Regions from separate parts of the Mus musculus genome. Here region 1 is linked to region 2. Evidence: chromatin loops called from intact Hi-C (ENCODE). Cell type or tissue: left cerebral cortex. All regions are shown on one strand.

Region 1 (5,000 bases), 51 kb before region 2:
GCATCTCCATTCAGACCCAAACTCTGACTAGGACCTTACACATATATAACGGTGGTCTAGCTTAGCCCTGGACTTCAAGAGCACAGATTCTCGGGAGAGCTTTGGGTCTTAGACACCTGGAGGGCCCCATAGTGAAGACAGGAAGGAACCCCACAAATCACCCCCAGACTCAGAACCCCGGAGCCTCAGGAATAAGCTCAAAGCTACTCATTGGAGTTTCACAGGATTGTATTCCGGTCAAAGCCTGGCTCGCTCCCTACGTGCCTACTGACAAAAACGTATGCACAGCGACACACTCACTGCATGCATATGCACAGATGCATGTATGCATATATGATTATGCACACCCACAGTGGTCACATGCATGCTCCTTCACGTGTTTACGTGTACAAACTACACCCTTCCTGCCGAGCACCCTGGCTGGGCTCCAGGTGCTCCCCGTGAGGACTAACTAGGGGCTGGGAAATCCGTCCACATCCTGTGTTTATGCCTCAGTGCTTAGTAATCCCACTTGCTGTAAACTCTAAGTCGGTTCCTGATGTGTCACCAGATAGGAGGATAAGCCTCCCAAGCTCGTGGTCAGCCACCAGATGAAAGGTGGCAGAGCAGAAATACTGTCAGAGCACCAAACCGATGGCCCTGGAGAGCTCCTACCAAACCCAGGCACGTGGCCATTTCCCTCCCAGGGCTGTCAACACAGGAGCTCCTACCAAGGACACAGTGTCAGCCCATCAAGGTCTTAGGAAGGGAGCACATCTCACTGAGATGTTTCAGCCAGTCCTAGAGTGGCGCAGAGTGTGGCTCCCACCTGCACAGTATGACACTAGAAAGGAAACGTGAAATGAAAGGCTGGGTGTGTGAGAATCCTTTAGAAGCCATAAAGTCATGACCCTGCCTGTCTTAATAGGTGTAATCTGCTGACTTAACAGGTAGGAAGTGTAACAGACTTCTCTCAGGCTAGAGCACAGATTCAGCAGCAATGGTCACCAGGTTTATTCTAACAACCACATAGGGGCATCTACTTCTCCAGTAATGCAGAAGAAACTAAACTGGGAGGTCAAGAATGTTAAGACAAAGGTCAGAGCAATAGATAAGGGTGGCCCCCGCTTACTTAGTCCTAGGCTTCAAGAGCACAGCCTCTAGGCTTTGGGTCTTAGAGACCTGGAAGGCCCCACGGTGAGGGCAGGAGTGTCCTCCAGAAATCCTCCAGACCCAGAGCGCTGGAGCCTTGACATGAGCTCAGGGCTACTCATTGGAGTCACACAGGACTGTATTCAGAACAGAGCCTAACTGACTGTGGAAGGACTTTGGAACTTTGGGCTTGAAGATCCATTCGTTGTTAAGAGCTCTGTCAGATGTTGTGTAGGAGCTTGGAAGATAATGTTGAGAACAGTGCAGAAGATGGAGGTCTGGTTTGTGAAATTTCAGAGGGAAAATTAAAGACTATTTTCAGGGCCATTGCTGTTTTGATTGTGAAGATTCTGTCGTTCTGGTTAGCTGGGGCTGAAGAATCAGCCGTGATTAACAAGATACCAGAACTACTAAAGCAAAACCTTTGTATTACTGGGACTATTGATGCTGGTTAGCTGGAGCTAAGAAATTAGCGGTGATTAAGAAGAGACCAACATCATTGAGGTGACATCTTCTGGGAAGTGTTTTCTGAAAGCACAAAAAGGCTGTGTTCCAGAGATAGCCAAGGTTGTACTCCTGCTGCAGCGGGACTTGGTAATATGTAAGGGTCACCCAGGTGGTACTGGTTTTGAAGGCATGAAGGGGTCACAAAGAGCAGCTGAGGCTCGGCACTGTGAGAGGCCATGGAAGGCCATCAGTGAAGGTGCAGCCACAGTTGCAATAGAAGGCCCAGGACTGAAGGGGTCATGCAGTGTTTTGGAGATGCCAGTACCATGAGATGACCACCAAGAGCAGCAGCAGCAGTGGAGTACAGGCATCTGGAGCCTAGAGGACGATGCGTGTGCTACAAAGGGCATGGCTGGAGAAGTGACCCAAGCCCTTGGAGGAGCCCAGAAGACTGTGAGTTGGATCCCAGACATTGGAAGGCTGGACACTGATTTTTGCTTTTGATTGTGACTGTACCCTGATATTTTCCCTCTTGAAGGAAGAAACTATTTTAGTGGAGCCCACAGTTAAGAGACTTTTAATTGTAAAAAAGACTTTGGATTTTAAAAGAGATGGATATTTTAAAGAGATTGAAATTTTAAGAATATGTAAAGACTGTGGGATGTGGTCCACAACTTAACAGGCTCTGGATAATATGCGGCAAAGTGGTACCATATCTAATCCTTTCTGCCACCATTTCTGTGACTCCGGGACTCCCTGTGTACCTGTATCAAAGCTGGATTTTATGTATCTTACTATTCTCTACCAGCCTACTTCACAGTTTGTTCCTGACATAGTTTGATTCCTTGTGGCTCCAACTGCCCTTCTTTGTCTTGGCCCTGAGGCTGGGGCTAAGACAGTACATACTGAGAGTCAGGTGGTCAGGGAAGATGGTGCCTCAGAAACTGGTCACAAGTTGGAACCCACCCTCACTACTCCAGCAGGCAGGAGAAGGGCTCCCAGCCTCAGACTTTTGCTTCTCACTGAGAGAGGAGAACCTTGGCAAGCTTCAGTCTGCTCTAGAGCCCTTAGGACAGTCTTAGGAGGCAAACTGCCCAGAGCTTCATCCTAGTCTCCTCCAGTCAATGAGAAAATTTTCTAACACAGTGACTGACCACAGGCATCTCCAGGGAACAAACTGAAGTACTTAACTGTACCCCTGGGTTTCACACACGTTGTTTCCAACTCAGGCAAACACCCAAGCCTCCAAGTTTACTCCCACAGTCTTTCCTATTCCAAGAAAAAGACTAATCTCTAAGCAACATTTCCAAAAAGGCTGTGTGAACCAGAGAGCCAGGAAAATATGGGCATTTCTAGGATGTGTGTTCCTCCCATCTTACACAGTTAAGGCCCAGTGGGAGGCCTATACTACCTGACTCTGATCTGCCTTACCCCCAGACAGGACCCATGAAAGCCCCTCTCCTGCTTCCGAGTTGTGTGTGTCATCTGTAAAACTCCTCAGTCAGCAGGAAGAGAAAGAGAGTTTGTAAGGAAAGCACCTTCGAATGAACACAATTGTGTGAAGATGGAAAACCAAATCCTTCATTACAGAGATTGCAAACCTGAGCTAGGATGGGCAGTTGAAACTTTGGAGGAAACTGGAAGAAAGCAGTCACCAAGGATAAAATGTGGGGAAATCTGAGGTACCACTCAGAGACGTTTGCCCTTTATTCTCAATGTGTCTTAAATTTTAAACTTTTTTTGGCAGTTCGGGGTCACAACAAGATCAAGCTATCCTCAGAAGGGTGTGTGAGAATGAGCGAACATCACAGAATGGCACTGACAGCAAATTACAGGCCGACTGGAAGAATATTTGATTGACGTGTGCGAACAGACAACTGGTTTGAACCCCAACACCACGTAAACTGGAGGAGGGGGCACATACCTGTAACCCCAGCACTCCAGAAGGAGAGAGAAGAAGGGGGATATGAGTTCAAGGTCATGCTTGGATATATAGCCAGTTTAAGGCTAGCTTGGCATATATGAAACCATGTCTCAGGAAAATAAAACCATGAGTTGCTATCATGTGTGAAAGGGTTGGAAATATGTACATAGATGGGGGAACATCAGGTATAAGTCATTCTCTTGTTGCCTTGTTAACAGTGTTTCACAGCAAGGCCCTAAATGACCCTGGTTCATCTTCTGATACCCCTCTTAGACATTACTGCTTTTGTAAGGAAATGGTGTTTTAATAAAAGGTCAAGTGCTTGAAAATTTGTTCTTGCTTCTTCTAGAAATAACACAGGATAGACAGTCGTTTGTCTGCCTCGGCTATTCCCAGGCCAGCCTCTCACAGTGTCTGTGAGTGGTTCCCAGGGAGACAAGGCTGATCCACCCTTCACCAGTGGCTCTACCCTGGAGTCCCACTATGTGAACAGGGTTGTCTTCACCAATGGGTCTCGAGCGCGCCCCCAACTCGCCAGCAAGAACGACGCCACAGCAGGATCCTTCTGCACACGTTTATTCAGTCCTGTTTCTTCTTTCTCTATATCTCTCCCTTGTTTATATCTCCCTTGTTTTTATATCTCCCTTGTTTATATATCTCCCTTGTTTATATATCGCCTTGTTTTTATATCTCCCTTGTTTTTATATCTCCCTTGTTTTTATATCTCTCTCGAACCCTGGGCCTCTCACTCCTTTTATACTCTCTCTCATCCACGAACCGCAGGCCACGCCACCTCACCAGGCACGCAGCTTCAGCTAATCAGGGCAGCAGGGGCAAATCTCCACCAAATTGGATTCACCTGTATCCTGGTACACCTGCGCAGCACTCAAGATGTTTGTGTCTTATATGAGGAAGTCAGGTGCAAGTCATATGACTTAGCTGCAGTCCCTGGCGCCTTTGGGACTGCCGCCACACCCGCTCCCCACAATTCCCCCTTTTTTCTTTTTTGGCAGAGAGAATGTCTGTAGAAAGCCCCCCGCAGCCATGCCCCTTACCCGTCCTTGGGTGACAAACAGCATTGGTTTGATCCCTGTCTTAGGTTGGTGACATGCCCAGGGAGTCTTATCACTGACTACCTCTCTATTATGCCAAGCCACACCTGGGGAGATTGTGTTTTGCTTGTGGCAGGTGCATCAAAAGGCCAGGATATTAATTAACCTATGGCCAGATCTTAATTGCTGCAAGCAAGCCTCATGGGTGAAGGTAGAGGTCTGATCCCCAGTGTGCAAGCATAGGGGCCCTACACAAAACCATCCCTTAGGCTCATCACCCAGAGAGGTCTTGGCCAGCTCCCGTGTCGTTTTTCCTGGGGGAAGGGAACTAGGACACTGAACCTTCATGCAATCAGACATGCCTTCCACAGGATGCCAACAGCAAGCTATCCTCTGTGCAGTGCTTAGCCTCGCACCCCACGGCATAACGCAGCATAATTTCTTTT
Region 2 (5,000 bases):
TCCCTGTATGGTCAAGAACTGTTCTAAATGCAGGAAAGAGATAGAAAGTCACTCATTTATGGGAAAGATGCAGACATGCGCACTACAGCCTGGCTGGAGGAAAATTAACCCCACACTGCTAATGGGTAGAGGCTTCCTGAAGAAGCAGACATGGAGGATAAATCACAGTTCCTTAGGGCTACATCTTGAGAAATACAGTTTGTGGAACAAAACTGTTGGTATTATCTGGACCCACCCAGCCAGTGTGTAGAGGTCAGCCAAGGAAGCAGGCAAGCCAAGGTGAGCAACTCAGGAGAGCCGTGCAGGACTCAGGATCCGTCTGCTGAGGTCATATGGGCCACCAAGGACTCTTCTTCATTCACTGACTTAACCTCCTTCCGAGAACACCACAGACTAGCAAGGCCAGTGTTCTGGTAGGTTTTGAACTAGAGTTTGTGAAAACCCTGAGCCCCGGGGGACATCTTCTTGTGCTTCTCCCAAAGAAACCACTCAAAGGATGTGAATGTTCTAAAACAGACTCAAGAGAGAGCCTGAAGAAACATGGCACTCACAAAGAAGACTGAGATCTTGAGAGGAGACCCAGCTGTGGAGGGTGGAGGCCCAGAGCCCAAACTCATGCGACACACACACAGGTCAGAAGCAGGGAGTTATCCATAATTTCAGGATAGGAGATGAATTAGTACATCAGATCAGCCAGCAGCAGCAGTGGAGGACACTGGCCTGGGGCAAGAGTCATTAGCACTTTTACTATCTGGTTTGCCATCTCATTTCTCATTTTCATTCTCTTCTCTCTCCCCCCTCCCCCTTCCTCAAAGAGGTGTCAACACCTCTGCATCTCTGCGATGACACCTCTGCATCTCATTTTTCTATAATGAACCATTCGATGTAGGCTGACATCTCTCTTGGAGCTACCCATTCATACAGTAGAGATGAAAAGTGCTTTGTGCAGCTAAATGAGCAACTGGCCCGATAGGAGCATGGTCCTCTTAAATTCTACCACAAACAAAAATGTGCATTCTCATTTTATCTTAATGATCCTCCTTCTGTCAAGCAGATGGCATGTGCTGGACCTTAGTGCTGACAAACGTTTCTGTTTCTAACAGGACATTAAGGTCTGTGAGTTCTGGGCACTTACCTAGAAGAATAAGCCAGGAACAGACTCCTCAACACCATTGTCGGCAGGGAACCCTTTCGTCAGTACCAGAGGCTATTAAAGCTGTTGTCCATCTCCTGTTTGCTGTGGGCAGACTCTTGACTGCAGCTATCCTCAAGAGTACTTCTGTGAAATGACTAGGAGAAGACAATTTAGACAGAGAGCAGTCACTACTTAGCGCATCCCTTCCTGTTTCCCTGCCTTCACCTGTCCAACGATATTATTTGGTTAGAACTCTTTCTGTGCCACTCCACACTTTCGTTTGTGGGACTGAGACAATGGTGCACCATGAGCATTAGGTCATGGTGAGTAAGAGAAGAGACTAACAGAGAGCAGGCAGCTTGTGATTGGCTAAGCCTCCAGAGAGGAGGTACATTCTCCCTCCATGCTAAATAACAGCTAACCCACAACTGCTCAGACTCCATTGAGTAACATCTTAGCTGGTCCAGATAAGCTTCTCAGATAGTATACACCAGACACTAAGGCCAGGCAAAATGCAGGCCCCAGCTTAACGGGGACGAGGCCTCAGTGATAACCTGTGGTGGCAGGTAGGCAATCATTCTCTAGTATACCTGATGACACCTGAGACTTGACTGTCACATGAACATCTTGGGCTGTGGGGTCATAAGCATACTGGGAAGCTATAATTGTGACATATAGACATTTTCAAACCGCTGACTCTATTTACCAAAGCTCTGTGCTCAAGGACACAAGACGAGAAAGAAGAAACAGGCTCACTTCTTGACATTTTTAAAATCACTTTATTGTATGTGTATGAGTGTTTTGCTTGCCTATATGTATGCACTCCAAATGTATGCCTGATTCTCAAGGAGGTTACTAAGATGGGGTCAGATCCCCTGGAACTGGAGTTATAGGTTATTGTCAACCATATAGTTACTATAATTGAACCTAGAACCTCTGCTGTAATACCAAGTGCATTTAACTGCTGAGCCATCTCTCCAGCCCCCACCTTTCAGCCTTAATTTCTGTCTCATCTCTTTAGAGCAGATTCTCGCATAGCCCAAGTTGTCTTCAAACTCACTATGTAGTGGAAAGTGAAAAGTTACTGATCTTCCCTCCTCCGTCTCCAAAGTGGTGGGATTACAGATGTTCACGTTCATTCTGCTTCTTGTCCGTTTAGTCCTTCCTCTCCATTCCACTTCATATAAAAATCACACGCAGGATATGACCAGCACCTAGTCAGGAGCTCACTGGTGACGGTGAGTTTTCCTCGGGTTAGCCTCAAAGTGCAGCAGTGCTAGCTTCAGATAGCAGCTGTGGGTTTCTGGAGTGACTAAACTCCCTGGAAACTGAGGTTCTGTCTCCATACAGCCAGCTGTTCCTGTCGGCCCAGGGCACATGACACTTTGGGGCCTCCCCAGGGCTGTCATCAGCACAAAAGACATGGGGAAAAAATAAACCTTCATGCCAATAAATGAGCACATGAAAATAGAAGTTCTTTTTTTGGTTTACTGCTGCCACACATAGACCTATCTTGGGGATGAGCTGAGACACTCCGAGCACATGGCTCCACCCTCATCTGACGCCTGCAAAACTGAGAAGGTGGACGAACACAGGGAGAGTCTATGCTCTGTTTCCAGCCTGTGATAATGCTGCCTCTTGCAACACCACAGCCCTCTCACAAGAGCAAAGCAACGTAGCTACTGCAGGTCATTGATGCATGGCTCCTGCCTTCAAACAGCTCATAGCCCTCTCTGCCACAGACACGCCTACTCACTCGGGCACAGATGAAACCACTCAGAGTGGAAGTGAAGCAAAAAGGATACACATGCCTAGGATAGTGGTTTTCAACATGTGGGTCTCTATTCCTTTCACAGGGTTTGCATATCAGATATCCTGCATGTCAGGTATTTATAATATGATTCATAACAGTAGCAAAATTATAGTTATGAAGTAGCAGTGAAATAATTTTATGGGTGAGGGTCAACACAACATGAGAAACTGTGTTAAAGGGTCACAGAATCAGGAAGTTTGAGAACTGCTGGCCTAGGACGTAAACTTTCTTACAAATTTATTTCCATCTAAGAATGCTCTTTTCCTCCACACTTTCACAGCACGGAAGATCTCCTCCTTATCCTCCTACCTACTCTCCCCGACTCCCACCCCCCACCCCCGCCCGCTCCCGGGAAAACCTAAAATCCTGTCTGTGTCTGTCCTCCCCAGCTACTGGCTGTTGGCATCTTTATTTACCAATCAGAATCAAGTGGGCAGCAGGTTTCCAGGAGCTACATACAGATCCTCTTGTGCAAACAGATTTTTTTGGGGGAGGGGGGGAACGGGGTGGGGAGGGGACACAAGTTAGCAGTAGAATACAAGTAGCTACAGGTCTCAGAGCCAGGAAGGGTGAGTGTCACTGCTCTAGAATATAGGCTGAGAGGAGAAGCATTGAGTGGGCTGAGAAGGGGATGCAGAGGTGGAGCTCTGATTCCTGGAGCCTGAGAAAGTAGAAGAGAGTCAGAATGCAACAGATTGCTCACCATATGATCTGAGTTGGCCCCCACTCACTCATGATGACTGTAGTTTAGGCCTAGTTGTGTGAGATAAGCATTAACTTTCCTTTTTGCTTTTCAAAGAAGTCAAAGATTGGAGGCCTAAGATGAAGAGGCCAGAGACCCAATGCGGCTTACCAGCCTCCTTACCAGGAGAATCACTTCTCTCAAAAAAGTCAACGCCAACCAGATGTCACTAGCTTTCATTTTTTCCCTTCCCATGTCCCCTCAACAGCTGGCAAGAATATCACCTTAAATCATTCACTACAGGGGCGTACTCTTTTTATTTGTCTCCAGATAAAGGGATTTAAATATTTGTTCGTCAGTTATGGGTGGAGAAAGCTACGAGATGGACTTTTCTAGACTGATGGCATATGGTTGCTTCTCCATTGCCCAGGGCCATCTTCAGCCATGGCTGCAGCTCCTGTGGTTCTAGGACAGTTCCCTGGACTAAGCAGGCTCAGCAGACCATGGCACCTGTCTACAGAGCTGATGGAACCAATCTGCTACATGTGGGGAGTTTCCTGTACTTTTTGCAGTACCTATCACACGTGGCATCCAGTCTAGAACATTCTTTCATACAGTCTGGCCTGTAGAAAGTCACAGGAACACCATCAGCTAGCACGGGTCTATCTGGAGAACATTGCTATACCTTCGTCCACTTGCCTGGGTATTTAAACATGGAGGTCTCAGAAGTCAGTGCCTGAGGGAAAGCCTAGGACAGAGGAACTTGTGAGGCCTCGGTTGATGATGGTTATGAAGCATCTGTAGATGATAAGGCCTCTCAAACTTGAGTCCATTCAGGCCTTATCATATGACCCTCAGCAGAGAAGAGTTTTTGCTGTAGTCATGAGTAGAGGGGAGATCAGGTTGGACTAGACTGGGCTCTAAATACAGACTGAGGTAATTAAGCAGAAGAAAGACAGAGAGATGGGATGTGTCTACACACTGAGGAGAACAAAAGACTTGCGTATCTGCAGAGGCCCAAGGAGAACAGAACAGACACTCTCACGGAAATCATATCCTGCCTATCAGACCTCAGACATCTGTTCTCTTCCATTGTGAAAGAGAGCATTGTGACACTAGCCTACCAAAACTGTGGTATTAATTATAGAGATGATTTAGGAAATGGCAAAGACAGAGTGGCAAGTATGAGAGTGAAGCATTCTGGGTAAAATGACTATTCGTTCCCCACACAGCCTGGCTTCCCTTTGATGGAGGTTAGCCTACAATGGAATAGAACCCCTAAATTAATTGATGTCATAAGGGGCCTAAGGAATCTATCACAGAAGACCAATTATATAAGATGAATCTCAGCCATGACCTCAGCACCACAG

What was found. A loop is a pair of places that touch in the nucleus more often than their neighbours do. Peaks named below come from ENCODE experiments on the same cell type or tissue, not always from the same donor. Only the 100,000 strongest peaks of a DNase experiment are listed, where the experiment ranks them.
Region 1: a loop joins it to region 2, with 4 times the contacts of the local background. A loop is called at or near these places in 1 of 42 quality-filtered maps.

The regions. Positions count from the first base shown.
Region 1 is chr17:15,299,466-15,304,465 of GRCm38, forward strand. No RefSeq gene overlaps it. Among named protein-coding and RNA genes, the nearest start is that of Gm35576, 17 kb to the left of the region's middle. In left cerebral cortex, no CTCF peak of the experiment used is centred here; a DNase peak (open chromatin) is centred at 2,842.
Region 2 is chr17:15,350,569-15,355,568 of GRCm38, forward strand. Gm10510 (predicted gene 10510) reads right to left here and starts at 3,893. Exons shown (of 3, transcript NR_033511.1): 1 at 3,802-3,893; 2 at 1,136-1,290; 3 at 245-720. In left cerebral cortex, no CTCF peak of the experiment used is centred here; DNase peaks (open chromatin) are centred at 2,221, 2,657 and 3,643.